2 separate regions of the Homo sapiens genome follow, and region 1 is linked to region 2. Evidence: chromatin loops called from intact Hi-C (ENCODE). Cell type or tissue: ascending aorta. All regions are shown on one strand. Each heading gives the region's core, and the rest is flanking DNA. Links, peaks and the distances in the headings are about the cores only.

The links. Hi-C counts contacts between places; a loop is a spot of excess contacts. Peaks named below come from ENCODE experiments on the same cell type or tissue, not always from the same donor. Only the 100,000 strongest peaks of a DNase experiment are listed, where the experiment ranks them.
Region 1: a loop joins it to region 2, with 4 times the contacts of the local background. A loop is called at or near these places in 20 of 110 quality-filtered maps.

The regions. Positions count from the first base shown.
Region 1 is chr3:188,261,421-188,273,570 of GRCh38, reverse strand. All of the region lies in intron 2 of LPP (LIM domain containing preferred translocation partner in lipoma), which reads right to left. Among named protein-coding and RNA genes, the nearest start is that of FLJ42393, 89 kb to the right of the region's middle. In ascending aorta, for the core only: no CTCF peak of the experiment used is centred there; DNase peaks (open chromatin) are centred at 6,410, 6,750, 7,220 and 7,353; H3K4me3 peaks cover 2,417 bases; H3K27ac peaks cover 5,000 bases.
Region 2 is chr3:188,206,570-188,218,719 of GRCh38, reverse strand. The region is part of intron 1 of LPP (LIM domain containing preferred translocation partner in lipoma); the gene reads right to left. Among named protein-coding and RNA genes, the nearest start is that of FLJ42393, 34 kb to the right of the region's middle. RefSeq lists an enhancer at 4,578-4,727. In ascending aorta, for the core only: no CTCF peak of the experiment used is centred there; DNase peaks (open chromatin) are centred at 4,030, 4,636, 5,999 and 6,979; H3K4me3 peaks cover 4,711 bases; H3K27ac peaks cover 5,000 bases.

The sequences.
Region 1 (12,150 bases), core at 3,820-8,819, 54 kb before region 2:
AAGGTGGACTTATCACCTGGCAAAAGTACAAAAGTATCAGAGAACACACTGAAAAATGAAAGGGGGGTAAGATTGAGAGAGGATTCTACATGAATTTTAAAGTATTTTATAGCCCTTGGCTTAGGGTTTATGGTTCACTTCTACAGGTCAGCATCTACTACAAAGCCTGGCACCATATTAGGTATTATTAGTTCTTCATTGCCTTAAATAAGTGAAAGTACACACGTACAAATGAATAATAAGAAAGTAGAAATCCTCAATTCTGTTTTCCATCGTGGTGCCCTAGTTGATAATTCAGTTGTGAAAGTAAACTGACTGACATATCACCCCACCAATTACCAAGACTGATTCACCAAATACTATGGTTCACATGATTCATGACTAATTCAATCCCATCCTCTACCATCTTCTGGCTGTGGGTGGTGGGGGCAGTTATTGTGTGTTTTTATCCTGCTTTACTGGGTAGGCTGAAGCCTGGAAAGGCAGAAAACACGACGCAGGCATAAAAGCACTGAACGAGTCTCTGTTATGCCATCTCTTCACCATGTGACACTGGACAGCTTCTTCACTGTATTTCAGCATCGCTTTGCTCGTTAGTAAATAGAGGGTAGCATTCCTTAGCCTGCCACCCTCGTGGACCCATTAGCAGGGTCTAACAAGTTAATAGGTGTTAAAGGGGTTAGTCTACATAAAGCCCTTATACGCCTATGTCACATATCATACTCCCCAAAGGATTAGTCATAGTCAACAAATTATTACTGTTTATATAATGGTCTTTCCTGTGGTTTTCTCATAATAGCACCAGGCATTTGTAACCATTAAAATTTATGCTTTTGACTGAAGCAAAAGATGTATTGTGCTTACTGTCCCTAAATCTTCTTGTAAACTATTTGTAGAGTCTATCACAGAACCCCAGCATCCTGATTCATTCTTCTCAACACCACTCCTGACCCAATGACTCTGCCGTGTCATCGTGTACAGCTTCCTCTCTTTCAACAGACACATACCTCTGCAGTAGCAAAAGGCTCACAGAGAGCTCAAAGTAAAGATGAATGTCACACATGGAAGCAAACGCTTCCCAAAAACTAGAACCGTTAGGTGGAACTAGACTGGGAAAGGAGGTGAATGTTACACAAAAGAATTTGGTCCTAATATTACGGTGAGCAGGCACCCACAAAGAGGATTCTGTTTTTGTTCTGTTTGCCGTTAAAGAAGATAATGGCACGGTCTTTTTACAAGTTGATGAGCTCAGTGTCACCGGGCATACCAAGTACATGCAATAGGAAACATAAACAGACAATCTGGAAATATATTAAATTCATGCTTTTAAGAGCTAGAAGAGGCCTTCAAGGTCCACTAGCATGTCCACTTGCCAGACGGAGAAATGAAGGCCTCAAATTGCAAAGCATCTTGACCAAGTCACAGAGCAAACTCGTGGCACAGCTGTCATCAGAACACAGATGTCTTTGCTTCCACTCTCTCTGGAGCCATCCCCCTGCATCATAAGAATTAATCCCCTCCTTCTCTTCCTCCCAGGACTTGGTGGCTGTGTTATAGCAGCTTCCAGGAAAGGGACCACAAGCAGCAAGGAAAAGCCAAGTGCAGGTTTCTTTAGTGTTGCCCCTGGTTCTTCATTCTCAGCATGAATAAAAGGGACTATTATGGGTGCCTCTTAAACCACTATGGCCTTCTCGGAGCCATTGTGCACAAGTTTGGGACATCAGCTGCCATTAAAGCCCAATGCTGGAATATTTTCCTAAGACCCAATGGAAACTTCCTCCTTCCTTTATTTCAGCTGAGAAACTAACGTCATCCTTTCAGAAGAGAAAGGGAAGAGGACAACTTTGGTTTGAACCCTCTCCCAAAGAAGCAGAAAATTGCAAACTTTTGCAACAAGACAATTTTAGTCTGTTGAAAATAGACTACAGAACCCATAAAGACCAATAGGAGCATTTAAAATCATGCCTTATCTCAAAGTGAAAGTGACCGTAGTCCACCTTAGGGCCAGAGTTTTACAATTCTATTTCTTGTTAACCTTCTTAACATCTGTGACAGCAAAGTGTCTCATCCGATTACTGACTGGGAAACCAACACCTCAGTCTCACATCCCTAATTCCGTCTCTTGAGGTGTGAGGAAGCTGTGGAATCTGCCTTCTGCTGCTCCCACTTCTTCCACAGAAAAGGCTTCAATGCATGAGAGAAGCAGACAACTATCAAGGTCATTAAAAGTCTGCATTTGCTTAGTGCACAGCTGTCCCTGCAACTATGTGTTGAACATACCTACATTTCTTCTCCAACAATAAGAGGGGCAAGTGAAAGAAGACCATGAAGATGCAGGAAATGCATTCTTCTCTACCCCGAGCAAGAAATAATCTGTCAATTGAAGATTCATAATGCATCCAAAACATACTTCAGGAAATCACAAAGAAAAATTCAAGACTGGGATTTTTGTTTTTGTCTTTTTAAGTTCAAGCCACAAAAAGTATTTGGAAGAATTAGAAAATGCTTTCACTGGGGAATTCCACAGGAACTGGAAAATCTCGGGCAAAATTAGAACCAAAGAAAACAGAAATAGTAGAAATCTCGAAGATCATCAAATTCAACCCTGCTACTTTGCCATTGATTAAAAACAAGCCAAGGAGAGTTTTGCAGCTGGGTGGCAGTGGAGTTGGGCTGAGAACCCATGTCTGCTGACTGCAAGAACAATTTCTTAGTCTTCACCCCATGCCAGCATTGACTTAAACACTGACTCCAAATTAAACCGACATGTGACCAAAAAGAAAAGGGAAAATAAACTGTTCCCTGTGGCAGATGCTTGGAACATTAGCTTCTTTCTCAAAACTTCACAGTTCATGTTCTGCATAAGATGGAAACCAGCAAGGGTCCTGTTTTGCCAGTTATGAATGCACATTTCTGAGGAATGCATTGCATGTCTGGCATTCTCCCTCCACTCCTGCTCCTGTTCCTCTTTTCGCCATATATGGCACTGAGCTCTGATGCCTGGGTCACAGAACTCAGGCCTTGGGTATGAATGTAATCTGGCTTCTGAGCTGTTTGTCTTTACTGGAAAACCGATGAATCCATCTAGGAAACATTTACTGAAATGCAAAAGACAGGAAGAATTGATTCAAACTCTGAACTTGAGAAGAGGAAGATTCTTCTTTTGCTCACCCAAAGAAATACAAAGCACATTTTGAGAAAAAAGTGGCAAGTTTAACACACGTAAGAGGCTTTCTTTCTGAAGAATTGTTTGTGTGTGTGTGTGTGTCCACACACACACGTCTGTGTGTTTGGGAACGAAGGTTGTTCTTATACAAGCATTAGAAAGAAAAAGAAACTTAGGCCAGTTGAGAAAAAGGAAAGCATCTAAGTAATCCGTGCTCCTATCAAAGATGCAGAATACTTTTGTCACTCTGAAAAGTTCTCTTTTGCCTATTCTCAGGCAATCTCATACCACCTCTTTCCTGCGAACAACCACTATACTCTGATTTTCTATTACCACAGATTAGTTTTGCTTTTTCTGGAACTTCAAATAAATAGAATCATACCCTAAAGAAAAGAAAAGAAAAGAAACGATAAGAAAAGAAAAGAAAAGAAAAAACTGATACTAAAAAACAAGGCACGGCCAGGTGTAGTGGCTCCCACCTGTAATCCCAGCACTTTGGGAGGCCAAGGTGGGTGGATCACTTGAGGTCAGGAATTCAAGACCAGCCTGGCCAACATGGTGAAACCTCGTCTCTACTAAAAATACAAAAATTAGGGCGTGGTGGCACGCGCCTGTAGTACCAGCTACTGGGAAGCCTGAGGCAGGAAAATCGCTTGAACCCAGGAGGCGGAGGTTGCAGTGAGCCGAGATCGCACCACTGCACTCCAGCCTGGGAGACAGAGTGACACACACACACACACACACACACACACACACACATAAAAAAAAAGGCACAACCAGCTAGCCAATCAGAACATGTGTTAGGCATCTTTCTTGATATAACTTTATTTCTTCATGTGATGCTTTATTTCCAAACTTTTAACAAGCTACATTTCAGAAACAAAATCTTTTTGAAAGCAAGGATAACCTGCAATTGTCATTTCAATTTAAAACAATTATTAAGTTTTTATAATTCCAAGCAATATTGTTGAAAGGAATTGTACAAAGAGAATTCAATATAAACATTCACCAGCCAGGTAATACTTAAAAGGAAAGAATGATCGGAGCAGGAAAAGATATTTATTTTGAGACGGGGAAATCAATACCCCAGAAATAGAAACAACTTGCCCAATGGCACACAGTTCAATAGGGTTAAGGACTCATAATTTCAACATGGAGCTCATAAAATTGAAAAAGGAAGTAGAAGGAACAGCATAAAGATATTACGATCTCCAGGAACAAACACAGAAAACAGCCACCTATTAACCCTTAACAGTATGTCGTATTTACTATAGTATATGATCACCCACAAACCAGCTTTGTTATTTCAACAGCATGTTTTATATCTCCTAGGACTCAGGATGGGTAAAGATCACATCCTATACTGATAGACCCCTGGAGGCAGCAATCTTAATTAGAATTCGAGGTCCATCAATTCTGTGAAGTATAACCTTGAGCAAGTTATTTATCTTCTCTATATTTCTAGCCATTCATCAACAAACTGGACATAATAATTTCTACCTTATAGGGTTGTTGAGAAGATGAAATAGGCCTGTAAAAAGTATCTACCTAGTAACATTTGAAATATATGTAAGCGGTTAATAGGTAGTACCTGTTAATAGAATATTCATTCATTATTCCTGCCACGAGGAGAATGAATGATATGGCACAATGGCGTAAGTCAGTAAGCCTAAGCTTCAAATCCCCACAATCCTTCTCTACCTAACTGTGAACTTGGGCGTACAGGTATAATCTCATTGAATCTTGTTAAATTACGTTTAGCCTAAAGCTGCCTCCTCCGTCCTAACAGGATGTGTAAACAGGATGCAACCTACTCTTGTACCATTCACAGAGTTTCAGCCAATCAAAGACAGCCAACTGTTCAAACCTATTCAAATAAGGAAAACACCAAGCTGTAACCAGTCCAGCTGTTTCTGTACCTCACTTGTGTTTTCTGTCCGTCACCTTCTTTGTTCTGTCCACAAATGTTCTTCAACCAAATGGCAGTGCCAGATTATCTGGTTTGGGGCCTGCCCAATTCACGAATTGTTCTTTGCTTAATTAAACTGTGGAATTAGATTTGTCTAAGGTTTTTGGGGGTTGTTTTTTGTTTTGGTTTTGTGTTTTTGTTTTTTTTGTTTTTGTTTTTGTTTGTTTTACAGTCTCCTTTGCCCCAGAGTTGTTGTGAGGCTCAAATGAGATCTTAGCTGGGAAAAGCTCTTTAGAAATTGCCTTGCAATGTGAAAATGTAAAGCGTGGTCACAAAGGTCAGAACCTTCTCTGAAGAATAGCAGAGTGTCACGTGCAGGTAGGTGCAGAATAAATATAAGTGGAGGAGGGAGAGATGGCCCGTGCTCTACCTTCCTTTTGCAATGCAAACTCAGCAAAAAAAAAAAAAAAAAAAAAAATCCTTAAAAATAGTTGGAATTCCATCGATTCCTCTCATAAGTGTTCCTAAGGCAGAGGCTATAGTCCCAGAGCCACAGCAATGGTGGCAGGACTACCACTCAGCTGAGTGTAAGAACGAAGTGCTGGCCCTGGGTTGCCAGACACGCAAGCCCGGGTTTAGGGATGGAGGTCTGGGGGGTCCTGGGGCTGACATCCCCCTTGAGAAGAATCATCTAAAGTGAGCATGCTAAAAGGGTTTCATCAAAGCCCATGTCAAGAAACCAGCAAAGGTCAAATCTCTTACTGGACACATCTTCCTGATCTATAGAGGATCTTTCTCAAGCTTGAAAGATATACAAAGAGGCAGAAAGCTGAAAGAATGCTGAGCACAGGTCATCAGGGCTGTAGGGAGCCTTAAAGCAACTCCAGTACAATGGCTTACTAAGTGGGTCCACAGAGGCACAGAGCTCTTCTGGGGAGATAACTCGGCCCTGGCTAGAAGCCTATGAGATCTTCCACCTTTTAACAACAGCACCACCATTTAACTGCACTTTGATTATTTTACATATTGAGATTTGACATCCCATTTTGTGAGGGATTTATAAAGAGTTTCCATGAAGAAGAAACATCTGAAAACACCGACATCCAAAGAACTTACTATTGTAGGTTTCACAGCCAGTTATTACCTGAACTAACAGAGATTCCTCAGAAAAAGTCCTGGGAATGAGGGGCTAGTAAGAAACAACCAAAAGAGGACAAGAAAGCTCCAGAGAGCATGCACAGCAGTGAGCGAGGTCAGCTGAGCCTCTCAAAAGCCTGGAGATCCCTAGAAGGACTTGAGAGGCAAGAAGTCAATGATCATGGGAGCTAGAGGGAACAGAATGTTCCAGGAACTGACCCCTTCACGTCTCTCCACCACACTCCCTCTGGGTTCTCACACCCAGGTACGCTGCTGCTCAGGAAAGATCTTCCTGCTTGGAGGAGGGACTTGGAAGCAGAAAAGCAAAGCAGGAAAGAGGAGAGCACATGCTTTTTCTCTTCTTCTGACTCTTCTGAGGTTACTGGTCAAAATCCTTCATGAGTAACAATGGACTTCACCTTCCCATTCCTCTATCTTTCTATCTGCCAGATAGGCACAAGTAGATCCATACCAGCTCTAGACGGGTTTGGTGAAAGGGCCGGGAGGATTCTGTAATCTGCTCAGTAACGGCAATAGAAAGTGCTAAATAAGTGCGTCAAGAAATATTTCTGGAAGAGCTATGCAACTGGAATGCTTGGAGAGCCACCCGCATGGCAATAACTCGATCTGTCCTCATTTTTTAGAACAGACATAAACCCGGGTTTAAAAAAGGACTCATGGCTCCAAAGCAGCCAAATAAATAAATAAACACAAAGAAATCTCTCAGTGACTTATGGAAGCCATTAATGAGAAAGTTATGTACATAATAAGAACTTGATTTCCTTTCTCTCTCTCTCTCTCTCTCTGTCTTCCCCGTCTCTCCTCTCCTCCCCTCCCCTCCCCTCTCCTCTTCTCTTCTGTCTCTCTCGCGCTCTCTCTCTCTCCTTTCACATCTTCTCCCCAGCCACTTTTGGTAGTGAGCAGTTTGCTGTGTATCCAAGGGAAGCGACAGTCTCCTGCGCTGTGCGGCCAATCCATCTAAAAAACGTATCATCTGTCTGTGCGGCAGAAAGCCCAGTTGGAATAAGCAAGTTCTGTGCGTTCAACTAGAAAACACTTCTTGTTCTCGCTGTCAAAATAATTCTGTATTAAACTTCTGGGATATGTGACTAATGTGCTTGGAACCTTTGGAGTGACTGGTTTATTTATTTTAGGGAGGGGAGTGCTGCTGCTGCTGCTGGTGAGGGTGGTGATATAGAAAGAGGAGGAGGAAGAGAAAGGGAGGGGAAAAAAGGATGGGAAGAACACACACATGGTCTGCTCAGAGATCTCACATCACCTTCTAGAAGCCTGCATTGCCGCACTTTGTTACAGAAGCATGAGAAGGAGCAGAACCAGGCAGCAACAGAGAAGTAAAGACATATAAAGACAGGCAATGCACACTCCCCAGAGTTAAGGTTGCCTAAGAGTTCCTAAAAAGACTCTGAAATGTATAAAGTAAAAGCAAAACACATACACACACACACACACACACACACACACACACACCAGAGTAATCCTATCACAGCCCTTTTACAAAGCCCATGACAGCTCCTTACTGATTACCAAAAAAAAAAGAAGCCTCCAACATTACAGGAAGGCATAGGAAACTTCTCTGATTGGATACAGATATCTCACCTCCAGACTCAGCCTCCCACTCCCAATCTCTCTAGATATTTTCATGTCTCTGCTATTCCCTCTGTCTTAAAGACTCAGCTCTTTCTTTCTTATTTGTTAAAGTCCTAGCCATCTAGCAAAGCCTAAAACAATATCCTTCCCCCAATCCCCACAGCAAAGCCCTCCCCAATGGCACAAACAGAACACCTTGCCTTCTCACAGCGTTCCTAACTCTAGCATTGATCACTCTGTAGCTTGTCTCCAAGTATTGTTAACTGTTGGAAAACTTATTTACCTATACCTGTAACCATCACCCTTCCTCCCTTCCCCAGACACCAGTCTCCTTGTAGCACCCAAAGCATGAGCACACACACAAACATGAGCTCTTTCTTCGCAGACAGGGGTCCTCTTTCACTATCTTAATTTCTTCAAGGCCAGCCACTGTGATGCCTCCATATACAGGCCTTCAGTAAGCACATGGCCATAGCTGAACTTTTGTGCCATCCACGGAAAAGCATCTTTAGCGATAAACTCAAGAAACATAAAACAAAACAAAACAAAACAAACAACAACAATAGCTGAAAAATCTGCAGAAAGAAAAGACCAGGAATTTAATTCGTGCTAAACCTCTAAAGTCAGTTCTTAAAAGCTGCTTTTCTCTCTTCTCCAAATCCAGTGGTTTTGTTCAATGCTTCTCTCCTGCTTTGAGTCAGAAAGTGGGTGGAAGTTTGGGGAACTAAATGAAGAAGGGTGACGCGAGCAGAAGGCTTCCAGTGGAAAACAGATGAGGAGATCAGGTAAATAAATCTAAGACACATCATTTTTATGACCTGACAAATAATTGCAGGTTGAAATCATCTGCTTACTTTGTGTTTTGTTTTGCTTTTTTATTTTCTCCAGCTACTTACTTATAATATTCATATGTTATAAAAAGAAAAAAAAGGAAAGAAAAGAAAGAGAGAGAGACACACACAGAGAGAGAGAGAGAGAAGAAAAAAGGTGTTTGGGGGTGGCGAACAGGGGTGGGGAAGTGACCAGGACAATGACGAAAGAACGATTTGGCCTGTGTGCTGCTGGTCAGCTTTGGCAGGCCCTCACCCTCTGAACTTTCTCTCCAGAGAGTTATTTGACAAACAGAGTTTCAGAAAACAATTTTCACTTTCTTTCTCCAAACCCCACCTCCCTCCCCTACCTCATTTTAAAAATCAGCTCCAACCTCCTAAAGAGGAAAAGAAAAACTAAGACCCAATTCATTTTACATTTTATACCACTTAAGGAAAAACATTTCTCAGAGCAAATGCTTTATGATTCAGAGAATAACATATTCTCATCCCGTTTCCTTTGACTGCTACAGCTCTCCTCTCATTCCTGTCTTCTCCTTGCCTTTCTTCAACTTGGAAGTGGTTATTTGCCCTCAGATGTGGCCTCATAATTATTCCCATTCAAAATCTCTCTCTCTCTTTCTCTCTCCCTCTCTGTCTCTCTCTCTCTCACACACACACACAAAACTAATGTTTGTTCCTATTGTTCTTGCCTTCATTAGAAGGTAACAGATCTATAAAAGGTAGCATGTGCACTTACTCATTTTAAAGAAAGCTTAATAAGCACCTACTAATAAGCATCCTACTCTCCAGCTGTTTATATTCTAGGGGAGGAGATCAAACATGTCCAACACAAACTGCTCAGCAATGTCGAAGGTGATATGTACAAGACAGGCCTACATGACAGAGCTCACCTAGCTCTGGGAACTGTGGAAGGCTTCCTACATAATACACCTTGCACACAGTAGACCCTCCATAAAAGTCTGTTAAGGGGATGAATGAAGAACAAAATCAGTGAGGATTCACTTGAACATGGACTTAAAAGAATGCGTAAGATTTGGGCAAGCCAAAATGAGAACGCCAACAGTTTAGGAGTGAGAGTGACAGCTACAGGGAGGCAGGAAAATGAGAGGACGCTCCCAGCAATGACTAGAAAGAAGTCTGGTGCAAAAGAAAAATGCTATCAGTGATGGGTTAGAAAGGTACTTATTAAATGAGCTAAGAAAAAACTTTCTACGTGACGGATTATGAGCTAGTCACTGTTAAACCCTTTACAAATATTAACTTATTTAATTCTCACAATGACCCTATTCCTATTCCACAAATGAGGAAAGTGAGGAGCAGGGAGGTGCAGCAACCTCCCGGGGAAAGTGTTGCTTGGTGCTGGAGCAGCCTGGCTGCAAGGTGTGGCTCATAACAACTACCTTACTGTATCTCCACAGCCTATCAATGTCTGGGAGGACAGATCATAGAAAGCCTTAAATGCCAGATGGAGGAGTCCACGCTCTCTTCCATATGCAAAAGGAAGCAACTGAAGGTTTTGAGAGAGAAAATAATAGGGTTGGATTTAGGGAAGATGAATAATTTGGCATTTGTGTTGAAGTCTGACTGGAGCTGGTGAATGGATTAGCGCTTAAGTGATGAATCAACTCCAACATCACCCGCTACCCTCTGCCCCATCATACCCTCATAAATCACTGTGTCATTGTTATGTACATAGTCCAACAGGATATCCAGTAATTTTTCTGTGTACACTCAGACTCTGAAATTTGATTTGTATATTGGAATAGTTTGTTCCCATCTGATTTCCGGGCCGAGGATTCCATGGAGGGATGGCATGGCTGCAGTCAGCAGTGAATGGCCTCTTAGTCTAGCCGGAACACTCCAAGAGGCAGCATTGTACATGTACTGAATAGTCACAAAAATAGCTCAGCTAAAGGACACAGAAAAAAAAAAACTGCACTCTTTGGAGCTGACGTATTTTTCCTTTTCTCCCTCTGCCACTGTTTCTATGACCTAGTAAGGAGGCATCACTGTAGAATGGAAAAAGCACTGAACGAAAATTCAGGAGACCTGGGTTCGAGCACAGATTACCACTTTTTTTTTTTTAACATGATTTCAGACAAGTTCTAGATTTCAGTTTTCCTATCTGTAAAATGAGAGACTGATTCTTAACTCGAGTGATTTTTTTTCCCCGTGTGTGTGTGTGAGACAGAGAGAGAAAGACAGAGAGAGGAGAGAGGAGAGAGAGAAAGAAGAGGAGAAAGAGAACTGAGATAGAGTGAGAGACAGAGAAGAGAGAGAGACAAGAGAGAGAGAGAGATGAGGGGGTGTCAAAAATATACAAGTGCATTTGGGGTGAGATAAGTTTATTTTAAATCTTGAATCCTTTAAAAACGTTACATAAAATAGAGCTGAGAACTAGGTTACAGAGGGTGAGTTAAGATTTTAAAACTTGAGGTCTGATAGCAAAATGGACTTCTACAAATAAAATGTCACAGTAGTTAGCTGTAAGGGGTGGGATTACAGGTACAATCCTTTTCATTTTATAGTTTCCTGTATATTGAAAACCTATACATGAGTACATATTACTTTCACTGTTAAAAAAAAAAACACTATTTTCAATATCTATTTTATTATTAAGAATTTTAAGACTACCCATAATCGTGCTTGGTAGGGAATATCGGTAGAGTCAAGCAGCTCGTTGGCAATGTGAGATGCAGTCTCCTCATTTTTGTAAAGGAAAGGCAGGCTGGAGACCATCATCATCAACTCTGCACTGCCTCAAACCCCTTCGGGGTATATACCCTGGCTTCTAGATGTGTCCTCTTCCCACCAGCCTGGGAGAGAGCCGAATCCCATGCATTCGTCAACCCCAGCATGTAGCACAGTGCCTGCCACATCCTAAATACTTAGGCAACAGTTTCTAACTTAAGAAACAACCTTTCTAAGAACCACTACAGTAGGAAATGAAGATAATATTCAGTTATATCTAACGAACTGTGGTGCTTTTGTCTTTGTTTTATAGACAGAGTTGCACTCTGTGACCCAAGCTGAAGTGCAATGGCACCGTTCTAGCTCACTGCAGCCTTAAACTCCTGGGTTCAAGCGATCCTCCCACCTCCTCAGCCTCCTGAGTGGGTAGGACTACAGATATGTGCCACCACATCTAGCTAATATATATTTTTTTTTTTTTTGGAGAGACAGGGTCTCACTGTGTTGCCCAGGCTGGTCTCAAACCTTTGACCTCAAGCAATTCTCCTACCTTGGTCTCCCAAACTGCTGGAATTACAGGCATGAGCCACCATGTCCGGTCCCAAGAATTGTTTTTCCTTTTTTCATCATGAAGCTATATATGATTTAAATATAACAGTCACTTCTTTAAAAATTAGACTTTGAGTCTGAGCGAAAATCTATAGCTATTTAAAAGATGACAAATATCTGTATGTTGATTGACTTAAAATTTTTTCAAGGCATATTGCTGAGTGAAAAAAATAAATGATAGCACCTGCAGTAATTTA
Region 2 (12,150 bases), core at 2,954-7,953:
TATCTTTGAATCAATCCCCAGCACCTAGCACAATGCCTGGCATACAGTAAGAACTCAATAAATGTTTGTCAACTCAATGAATAGGTAATATAAAAGAAATTTTAGAAGAAACTTGAATGAGCAATAACAAAACACTGTTTTTAAGAGATTATGCTAATTATTTGAAAACCTGGTAACTACAGACTGCAAGAGGGGCGCATGAGAAAGCCTCAGAAATGAGTTTTAGATGACTTAGTGTATGATTTCTGAGCATCTCTGGGCTTAGGCTGATTATAGTATAAGATTGCCAGGGGATACACAGGAGGATGAGGTCACAAGCTAAGTTGCTTTGGCCTGGTGGCTAGAGGATGGGGCTTGGTCAGAATTTTGGATTCTCTACCTGATTCAGCCACTACCTAACTTCTCCAAGACCTGAAAAATGAAGTATCTGCAGGAAAGCCCAGCCTGTTAAAAGGAATTACAGGGAACTGCCAAAGGGCAGCAACTGTGAATTCAAATGTAAATGAAAAAAGAGGGCTGGTAGGTGCCCTTGGACCGCAGTCCAGTCCTCAAGACAAGGAGAGGCTTTCAAACCCCAGCTCTTCTGGGCTCCCACTGAGCCTTCCAGACCCATCTCACATGGAGATTGAAGATTCCTTACCAGGGAGTTTACAGGAGACAGAAATCTCTGCATGAACAGACAACACCATGAAAAAACAACATGTTAAATACAGCCCATAAAGTCAGCATCACTCTGAACGTTCCTCATTCTTGGTGGGAAAGAATGTTTTACAAAAATACCCAGGGAGAGCAAAGGAAGCTGCACGTTCTGCAGGGCTTATTTTGGGGCGTTCCAACAGCTCTCAGCTGGGAAGCCAAAGGCAGGAAGCCACCATCCTCTGTGCACTGGCCCAAAGCTCAAGGTTAGAAACTAAATGGGAGAGGGGTGAGAAACAGATACTCTTTGGTCTTGGAACGCCAGCTGCTTATCTGGGCAACCCCCTAGGGCACCTATTTTCATTTCCCTCTGAGTATCCCAGATTCCTGCCCATTTAGCTCAGCATTTCTCTGAAGGAAATCACACTTGAGATCCTATAGACGATCACTCCCAAACATGCCCCAAACTTACCTCTCCTGCCCAACTTCTATGCCCTAGTCAAAGTTACCACCACATCACACCTGAATTACGGTAAAAGTCTAGCCTAACCTTCTTGCTTCTACCCTTGACTCCCTTTTACTATCAGGTTCCCTCCACAGCAGCTGGAAAGATGCCTGTAACACATAACCCATCACATCTGGACTCAGGTCTAAGAAGCTCAGGTCTCTCACTTACCACCACCTGCTAGACCCTATTCTTTTCTCCTGCTTCTTCCCCTGCAGCCCACATCCTGCCAGCACATCAGTCTCCTTCTGTTCCTCAAACACAAACTCCTTCCCACTTCACAGCCTTGACCTTTGCATTGACCGTCTCCACTGCCTGCAGTGCTCTTCCCCCAACTTCTACAAGGTGGCCTCCTTGTCACTCAGATCTCAGCTTAAACATAACCTCCCAGAGTCCTTCCCCACTCACTCACAGTCAGAATGCCCTTTGTGACTCCTCCCTTGGGTTACTTATCAGTCCCTCTTGTTTAAGTGTTCCTTTATCTGCCTCCTTCACACACCTGCAGCAGCGTGTAAGCACCAAGAGATCGTTGTTGTGTGTGTCTTACTCTTTGCTCTAAATCGAGTACTGGGATAATGCCCAGAACAGTGCAAGGCACCTAAGTGGAAACTCAATAAAGATTTAATAAAATTAGATGAATACATGCCACGGATGGAAGAAGCCTGACAGATTGTATAAAAGGATAGTAGCCCTGCACTGTGGCTAACATCCTGGGCTTTGGAGTCAAATACACATTGGTCACTAATGCCTTTGCCCAAGAGCTATAGCGGTTTGGACAAGCTTTCTCACTTCTTTAGGCCTTAATTTTCTCAAAAGTAAAATGGGGATAATAGCACCTGCCTTGTGGGAGTGTTGGGAGAGTTAGAGACAGGATGCTTAGTGTAAAACTCAGCACAGCCTAAATGTTCACTGTCATCAACAGTAACCTCCTCTTTCAGGTGAGAAAAGTGAGACTCAGAAAGGGGCAGGGCATTGCCCAGATGAAACATTGCATTATGAGCAGAGTTAGGTGGGGTGTGGTGGCTCATGCCTGTAATCCCATCACTTTGGGAGGCTGAAGCAGGCAGATCACCTGAGGTCAGGAGTTGAAAACCAGCCTGGTCAACATGGTGAAACCCCGTCTCTACTAAAAATACAAAAATTAGTGGGGTGTAGTGGCAAGTGCCTGTAGTCCTAGCTACTCGGGAGGCTGAGGCAGGAGAATGGCTTGAACCCATGAAGCAGAGGTTGCAGTGAGCCAAGATCACGCCCTGCACTCCAGTCTAGGCAAGAGAGTGAGACTCCATCAAAAAAAAAAAAAAAAAAGGAAGAAGAAGAAGACGAGCAGAGTCAAGTCAGAAAAATCATGGCCAGTTTTGGCCTACTATTCCACAGACTTAATAATTACTAAAATATTAGATATCATGCCACATATCTATATATTCTGCCTTGTTCCAGAAATGATCTGAGGTACCTGACAAAAGATGCTAATAGTTCATGATTTAAGTGAGAAAGTGGGTAAGGAGAGGAGAAAATAAAGCAAAGAAAGGAGAAAGGGATACAAAAAATAAGAGCTGGATGTCTCATACCATTTGCTAGAGGTGAGCTTTAAATTTAGCTATGGGCTTCCTAGAGCCCAATACAAAAGAAAGGAAGCATAGCTGCGTACAGCCCTTTGGAACACTTGCTTTATTGAAATGCCATAGCAAGGTGTAAGGAGGTGTCACCATCCAGTTGAGAAGCACCCTGATTTGTCACACTCTTGCCAATTAGAATCCAATATCTGCTTACTCCTGATCACATGCCATTCTTAGGTAAAATTAGTCTCCACTACTGACTATGTGACTTTGGGCCACTTACTTAATTAACCCTTTGAAGTCTCTGGTTGCTGTTCTTCTATAACATGGAGGTTAAAAAATAGTACCTAAATGGATAGACAAAATGTGGTATATTCATTACCACAGAATATAATTCACCCTTAAAAAGGAGAAATTCTGACCCATGCTACAACATGGATGAACCTTAAGGACACTACGCTTAGTGAAATAAGCCAGTCACAAAAAGACAAATACGGTATGATTCCACTTAGATACAGAACCTAGAGTAGTCACATTCATAGAGAAAGAAAGTAGAATGGAGGATGCCAGGGGCTGGAGGAGAGGAAAATGGGTAGCTGTTGCTTATAGGTACAAAGTTTCAGATTGCAAGATGAAAGAGGCCTGGAGACTGATTACACAGCAATATGAATGTATTTAACACTGCTGAACTGTACTCTTTTTTTTTTTTCTTTTTCTGAGACAGGGTCTCGATCTGTCATCCAGGTTAAAGTGCAGTGGGGCAATCTTGGCTCACTGCAACCTCCACTCCCTGGATTCAAGCAATCCTCCCATCCCCACCTTCTGAGTAGCTGGGACCACAGGTGCATGCAACCAGGCCCAGCTAATGTTTGTATTTTTAGTAGAGGTGGGGATTCATCACGTTGGCCAAGCTGGACTTGAATTCCTGGGCTCAAGTGATCTGCCCACCTCGGCCTCTCAAAGTGCTGGGATTACAGGCGTGAGCCACCATGCCCAGGCTTGAACTGTACTCTTAAAAACCATCAAGATGGCAAATTTTATATGTATTACACCAAAATTAAAAATAATATTTTAAAAAATAGTTCCTACTCAAAGGCAGCTATAGTGCCACAATAATTTAGGTAAAGTGTTTAGCCCTGTGCTTGGCACCCATTAAGCAACCAATGCTTGTCAGCTGTCCTTATTCAGAGTATTAGTATTCATACTGGTATTATTTACTCCAACCTCTTACTGTCCCTGTCCCTCAGCACCACAGAAAAACACCCCAGGCTTTCCTTCTTCAAGGCTCTCTCCTCCTGTCTCATGAACAGGGCTTACAGTCACCACCCAGCCTCAGCTGGTCACAGAAGGAGACAGATTGTGTACAGGTTCCTGGGAGTCCTGTGCAACTTCCCTCCTCCCACTTGCTTCAAAGCAGATTAGAGAGTCGCTTCCCCTCTCTTTAAAACTGGCCAGAACAAACATAGGTCTCAGAGCACTTCCTCTGCTCTATTACATCTGCCACCTAATGCCACTGGTAATAAAATGCTTCCCCAAAACATATTTCTACCATCTTCCCTGCACTGGAAAATAAGGCCCTCAAGTTGATCCGAGGCCAGGTGCAGCAGCTCATGCCTGTAATCCCAGCACTTTGGGAGGCCAAGGCAGGCAGATCACCTGAGGTCAGGAGTTTGAGACCAGCCTGGCCAACGTGGTGAAACCCTGTCTCTACTAAAAATACAAAAATTAGCCAGGCCTAGTGGTGCATGCCTGTAATCCCAGTTACTCAGGAGGCTGAGGCAGGAGAATCGCTTGAACCCAGGAGGCGGAGGTTGCAGTGAGCCGAGATCGCGCCATTGCACTCCAGCCAGCCTGGGCGATAGAGCAAGACTCTGTCTAAAAAAGAAAGAAAGAAAAAAAAAAAAGTTGATCTGAAACTGAGCTGACTACAAAGAGTTACTCCTGATGGCTGTGAAACATCTGAGGTGACGTAATAGGTCGGTGTCTTCTGGGTCTCTATCCTGCTTTGGTAGGCTTAAAAAGTGTGTGTGTGTGTGTGTGTGTGTGTGTGTGTGTGTGTGTTTAAAATCTAATCAGAATCAGGACTCACCTTTGAATGGGCATAATATTCCAGAATTCTTACAGCTTCAAGAATAGTGGTAGAGGCTCAGATGGGAAGCCTTGCTGAATTTCTCTCAGGGAAAATTGCATAATTTTCACTTCCATGGATAGAAAGGAAGTTCCACACTATTCATTCTGCCTTTTGGACAAGTGATCATCCCCTTTCGTGAAAGAGAAAGATATAGGGAGCAAAGGAGAGCAGAAGGTTGCATTCATACGACATTCACATGAACAAAAGAAGGGAAAGGTAAGTAAAAATCAAAGAACAAAAAGAAAAGAAAAGAGCCTCATACAAAAACAACAAATCTAGGCATCTGAGCCCATATATCCTAACGGGAAGAGGTCTGAACTAGAAGTAGGTTCTAGTCCTCAATTTCCCACCAACTAGATTAGTAAGTGTGGACAGTTCTAACATCTCCCAATTTCCTCATCTCGCAATAGAGGGGGCAGCTTAAGTCTAGGGGAAGGAGAACGAACTGAGAGAGAAGATCTGGGTTCTAATCCCACATAATGAGCCATCTGTCTTCAGGGCCTGGGTCTCTGCTGCCCATTATCTCACACTGTGAAATTAGACAGATGTGCTGAAAACTCTGCAGGACTCTTCCAACTCTGACAACTCATCAAATCTACACAGTGACCTGCACACAAGGTATTCCAGACCGTGGATGCTGTGCAAATGCTACACATCAACATTTTGCATACTCTTAAATCCCACCATAACTGTTTTCAAGCTAAAACTACCCCTCCCTACATGTCCACAGACATCCCGACATCCCTTCCAGCTTGTTGCTTTAGCCTTAATCATCAGACAACAGCACTCCCAAATTGTCTTTCTACCCAACTCAAGTTAGGCCTCAGATGAGAGGAAATACCTACTTTTTAAAAAATATACAAATATAATTTTTCTTCAGGCCGATCTTGTCTTGAAATCCCACTGTAAGAAGTACTCCCCTGGGAAAGCAGCTGTCCACACCCCCAAATAAAAGTGACCAGCACTCCCAGCAACGTGTCCCATCACCATGCAAGTGAGCCAGCCCACAGGCTGTAAGCCCCAGGTCTGTGAGCAGAAATGGCAGTAATGATGTACTCACACGATGTCCAGCCCCCACAGGCAGCTGGCCCTCCACTAGCCCTCACTCCCTCTTGCAGGCCCTCAGTCCACTACGGGACACAGCAAGGCGGTGGTCTCGAAGCCTGAAGGGAACAGAACTGAGACATTCTCGCCTCAGCTTCCAGAACAAGGGACAGAGGAATGAAGGGGGAAGGGTGGGGGCAGGGTGGGGGGACGACTTTGTTTCTGGAAACAAGAATTCAAATCCTGCTTCTCCTAAACCCTGAGTCACCTCCCTCTCTTCCAATAGATCAGCCTGGTGGGTAAACATTTCCAAATATGGAGAAGCAGGCTGGAGGATGTCAGAAAAATCACCCTTCTCTCTTCTCTGGCACTTGAAGAACATGCCCCACTTTAACAAAGAATTCCTTACTCGGAGTAAATTATTAACCGCTAAAGAAGTGGATTCTCAACCCTTCCATACACTGTCCTATTCCAGGAAAAAACCTCCTCCACCCCAAACAAGGAAGTGACTGGTCTGAAAGGCTTTAAGCTCATCTTAAGAATGAGACCATCCAGAATGCAACTAAATTTATGAAATAAATCATTAATTTGGTGGAGGGGAGATATTTTGGGAGATGCACCTGAAAAGGTCACAAGAATTTAAGCTATGGTTCCTATGATGGCAGGTGAGTCTCAAAACAACTCCTCTCGGCCGGGCACAGTGGCTCACACCTGTAATCCCAGCACTTTGGGAGACCAAGGCGGGAGGATCACCTGAGGTCAGGAGTTCAAGACCAGCCTGGCCAACATGGTGAAAACTGGTCTCTACTAAAAATACAAAAATTAGCCAGGCATGGTGGTGTGTGCCTGTAATCCCAGCTACTTGGGAGGCTGAGGCAGGAGTATCACTTGAACCCGGGAGGCGGAGGTTGCAGTGAGCCATGACTGTGCCATTGCACTCCAGCCTGGGCAATAAGAGTGAAACTCCATGTCAGCCTGGGCAATAAGAGTGAAACTTCTTCTCAAAAAAAAAAAAAGAAAAAGAACAGCCCCAAGTCTCTCACGCCCAAGCCCAGAGTCTCTTGGTCTGGGAGTCCTCCTGAGAATGTAATTTGGCATGAGTCCTTCATGGGCACAGACACCGGGCTGGAAGACTCAGAATAAAACCAGACTCTCAAGAGAACACTGTTGTCAGGAAAAGTGGGGGTGAATTGCTCAGTTTAACTTGTAACATGGATTCCAACCCTAAGGTTCTGTGATGACTAAGTTGGAGCAGTGAAGCCAATCAGGAATGAATCTGATCTAAAATGACTCCAGACTGAATTAAAGGAGGAGAAAGAGAGATCAGACACTAGGGGAAATGGTGTGTCGGGATATAGGAGGTGCTCCGAGATGGGAATCCAAGTACCACATCTTGGCTTCCCGGTGGTTCTGTTTCTTAGTGATCTCGTTCTACTGTTGGTTGTAAAGGCTTTCTGGAGGTCAGATGAGTCCTTTTTCAAAATCGTCACCCATTTCCTGGCTTTGGACTGCACCAAGAGGTTGCTTGTTCTCACCCCCAGGAAGTCTTCAAGCTATAAACAGCTCTGATCAGGGCATGAAGGACCCAAGCCCCAAACCCCAAGCCCAAATCAGTCAGTCGTTAAGATTTTAGACGAGTCAGTGCTCCTTGTGTAGCTTACATATTTTTCATTTACAAATTAGGCAGATATCTAGAAATGGTCCAATCATGTGTCCTAAAAGCAGCTTCTACTTGGTCTATCCAAAGGGTCATTACACATTCATTTTGATTATTTGTTTTATACTTAACAAGCATGCCGTAAGCAAACATTTATTATTTATTGTACATTTAATGAAGGAACACAAATATAAGTTACTATTAAAATAGGTAAGGAAACAGAATCAGAGGGCCTTCCACTGCATGCCAGAACCAGAATTCAGGACAGAGATCTCGCCATTGCAACCCTCCTCAGCGGGTGGGCGTGGGACGTCAAAATTAGGTCTGGAGAGCAAAAAGGGGTGGTCTTCATTCTGTCAGGAGCTCAGAGTCCCTTCCTGCATCCCAACAGGAGCATTCCAGCAAAGAAAGGAGATTATTCCATGGAAAAGAGCTTCTGGGAATGGTCTTAAGCTTTAAAAACCAAAGACCAAGGGGAGAGCCACAGAGATCAATATGAAAACCAGAATGAAATATTTTAAACGTACCCTCCATCTTGCAAACATTTGGAGATCAGTTTCCACATCCACATAGAGAGAGACCCTTCAGTTCCTTCAATATATGTGTGCCTCTCATCCTCCTAGCTCTGTGATCTCAAAATTAGAAGTGGCCATAAAGGCCATTAAGCCCAGTGCCTGCCCCATTGGTATTCCTGAGGTCTCCAGTGAAGCAAAGATCATTATCTCCTGCCACTGCAAATTCCATCTTTCCATCAGAAAGTTCTTCCTTACACGGAACTGAAATCTGGTTCCTCCCCGGCCTTCCATCCCTTGCTTCACGTTCTGCCTCTCAGGACCATATTTCAACCTATGTCTGTCTCACTGGTTTGGAATTTTTGTAGGTGAGTATGTACACTCGTTCCCTCAGTATCCATGGGGAATTGGTTCCAGGACCCCTGAGATACCGAAATCCAGAGATGCTCAAGTCTTTTATATAAAATGAGGTAGTATCTCCTGTATACTTTAAAGCATCTCTAGATTACTTATAATACCTGAGAATGCAAATGCTATGTGAACAGTTGTTATATTATATTGGTTTTTTTATTTGTATTTTTTTATGGTTGGATTTTTTTTTTTTTTAATATTTTCGAGCCTTGGTTGGTTGAATCCATGGATGCAGAAACCATGGATACAGAGGGCTGACTGTATATAGAAACAAAGCTATCCAAGACCTCATCCCACAGTCACTCTGGTTGTTCTCCTGACCACATCACACTGCTGACTTCTAATGCATTTTTTGCCAACTTGAAATCCATTCTTTTTGGATTTTTCCAGTGTGTTACTGCTAAGCAGTCCATTCAGCATATATACTGCTGGCCTTGTGGACTCACAAGTCATACCCTACTAAACACCCATCAGATGGACTTGTCTACTTTATTGAGAAACAACAGAAGATAGACCTGCAAGTCCAGCTGTTCATCTACCTCCACCCCACAGCCCAAGCCACATTCCCACCCTTTGTGGATGAAGCTCAGGGATGCAGATCCCATTCCAAGATCCCCACTCCTGTTCTCAGATCCTGCCAGACCTAAAACTGTCTCCAGGACACAAGGCTATTCCAAGCAACATTAAGAGAGAGCTCTGTAGGAAAAGAGGGTCTTGTCAACACAATTCTCAGAATAAGAAAGCAGCCAGCAGACAGGGCAGCAGGGTCAATTTGCTAATCACGGGGCTGGGAGCTTGTGATCCCTGACAACACCATTCTGAACCTGTGTCTTTCTAAAAAGAGAGAAAAAATGTTATTTTCTTTCACAGTTCTGATGGCACTGTTCGCCGTCAAGGCCCATGTAGTAAGTACAATGATGCCTCCCATTATTAGTGTGTTCTACCTTTTATTAAATGATTTCCCAGTCTCATTGAATCCCTTCCAACAACTATCCCAGGAGGTAGTATTATACCCAATTTAGTGATAGGAAGACTGAGGTTCAGAGAGGTTAAGTATATTCCCAAGGTCACACCAGCAATAAGGAGCAAAAGAAACACTGGTTTAGGAGACTCCAGTTCCAATTCTGTAGACTCCCTTTCCAATTCTGCTACATACTAACTGTTTTAACTCTGGCTAACTTTATTCTGAACCTCAGTTTCTACACCTGAAAATTGGAGATTAAAATAGGCGCTCTGCTTATATCTCAGAGCAGTTATAAGGATCATATGAGATAATGAGAGTGAAAGCCCTATGGAAAAGGGTAAGGCATTATAAAAGTGTAAGGGATTATTGTGTGATTACTTACAAATGACTGTGCATTCCATTACAAATACAAAAAGCAGTGAGGTCATTCGCAAGACAAAGAAACATTAAGTCTCTGGGAATTAAAGGAAAATGATTTGATGTTCTACGGGGTTATGTCTATATGCTGCTCACTCTTGCAGTTCAAAGCTCAGCAGCAGCTGTCAGATTTTCAAACTCCAAGTCACATATGTCTACAGGAAGGCTCAAGACAAAATCTCCCTTTTCAGCTAAAAGCAAATGCTGGGCCAAAAGGAGGTAATAGAGATGGACGTTTCAAAGACCCCCTGAGATTCTCAGTTCCGGAAACGTGGCCTGCGATGTTTTCCTTGGAGAAGCTGTTAGAAACACAGGCTCCAGTCTCTCTGAAATAAGCCCGTGGGGAAATAAACATACAGTAAGGAGCTATTTTCCAGAGAGCACTGAGGATGCTCCCAAGCATGAATTAATCAAGGGCACAAGGTATTTCAAGCTGCAGATACCAAAAAGCTAGTAATCTCCAACCCACTAAACCTCCCAGCCCGGCTCACAGAAGCTTACCCTGGAATTCTAGCATCCCTAGCAGTGGGCAGCAGGCTGAGCCAGCAGATGAGGCTCATTTACATACCAGGTCTTGCTGAAGATCACCTGGGGGCCGCAGGGGACCCAAGGAGCTCTGAGAGCAAGCTGGTCTGGCTTCCTTCAGGCCTTTCCCAACATGCCACTTGTCAGGATTCTCTTCAATTCCTGAAAAGAGCCAAGTCATCTCTGTCATTTGTAGAGGGGCCGGATCTTCGCCAGAAATCCATTCCCAAGGCTGACAAGCACAGAGCCCAGTGAGGTCTGTTTTCTGGTTTGCATTTTATCATTTGCTTCCTGTGCTGATCATTTGAGAAAGACACTAAAGTAATTTATTGCATAGATGTGTGAGCATCTACTATGTGTGCGTGCTTGAATCCCCAGGGATGTTACAGCAAAGAGCTGTGAGATACAAACAACTTCAAGGAGCTCACAAATCCAGTTCAAGACAGAGACTGACTGCAATTGAAGGACAAGATGTTGTAAACTCTATGAGTTCTGCAGAATCCCTCCCAATGGGTGGGTTAGACTTTTGGGCTAGGAATTAAAAGAGGATGGAGCAGGGGGGCACAGATGAAGGAACAAAGGGCATTCCGACAGAAGGAAATATTTAAGCCAGACACAGTGGCATATGTCTATGGTCCCAGCTACTCAGGAGGCCAAGGCAGTATTACTTGAGCCCAGGAGTTCAAGACCAGCCTGGGAAACATAGTGAGATTCCCATCTTTAAAAAAAAAAAAAAAAAAGAAGAAAAAGAAAAGAAAGATTTGAACCCCAGCAATGACTGAGAAGATATGACAAAGACCAGCAAGTTAAAATCAAGCTTAGAAAATGTGGGTGGAGCACGGTGGCTCACACCTGTAATCCCAGCACTTTGGGAGGCCGAGGCAGGCGGATCACCTGAGGTCAGGAGTTCAAGACCAGCATGGCCAACCTGGTGAAACCCCATCTCTACTAAAAATACAAAAACTAAACAGGCGTGGTGGTGTGTGCCTGTAATCCCAGCTATTCAGGGGGCTGAGGCAGGAGAATGGCTCGAACCCGGCAGGAAGAGGTTGCAGTCAGCTAAGATTATGCCACTGCACTCAAGCCTGGACAACAGGGCAAGAGTCCACCTCAAGAAAAAAAAAAAAAAGAAAAGAAAAAAAAAAAAAAGAAAATGTGTAGGTCACTAGTGAGAGAAGTGGGCAGATGGATAGAAATAAACAGAAGTTAACTCAGAAAGGTAGATTGAAGCCAGTTTGTTGTAGCCTGAGGCAATTGAATTCTATGTCTAAAAGCAGAGTGAAAAATAAATAAATAATAAAAGCAGAGTGTTCCTTTACTTCGAGATGCAAAGCTCTGATTATACCATTGATGAGTTTAAGAAAATAGGCTCTTTTGACTCCTCGCTGCCAAATCATAACAACGATAACAATGAAAATTTAATGAGTGTTTACTCTGTGCTAGGTATTATACTAAGCAGGTTACATACATTATCTCATTTAACCCCAGCAATGACCCTGTGAACTAGGCACTCTCACTCCCATATTACAAATGAGAAAACAAAAGCTTAAAGGAAAAGTCAGATGCTCAAATCTCAGAAATAGTAAGTGCAACAGTCCAAAACTAACTGCTTCACATAGCAAACTCAACCCCTTGCAATTCTAGACTGTACTCCCCAGTTCTGGTCTTCTTTCTCATCGCCCAGATTCTCCCCGTCTCATTTCTAAGAGATGAAATCCTCTCCACATAACTAGCATGCATAACAATCTTGTATAACAAAAATAACTGTCTCTGAAATAGTTGACAAAAGTTT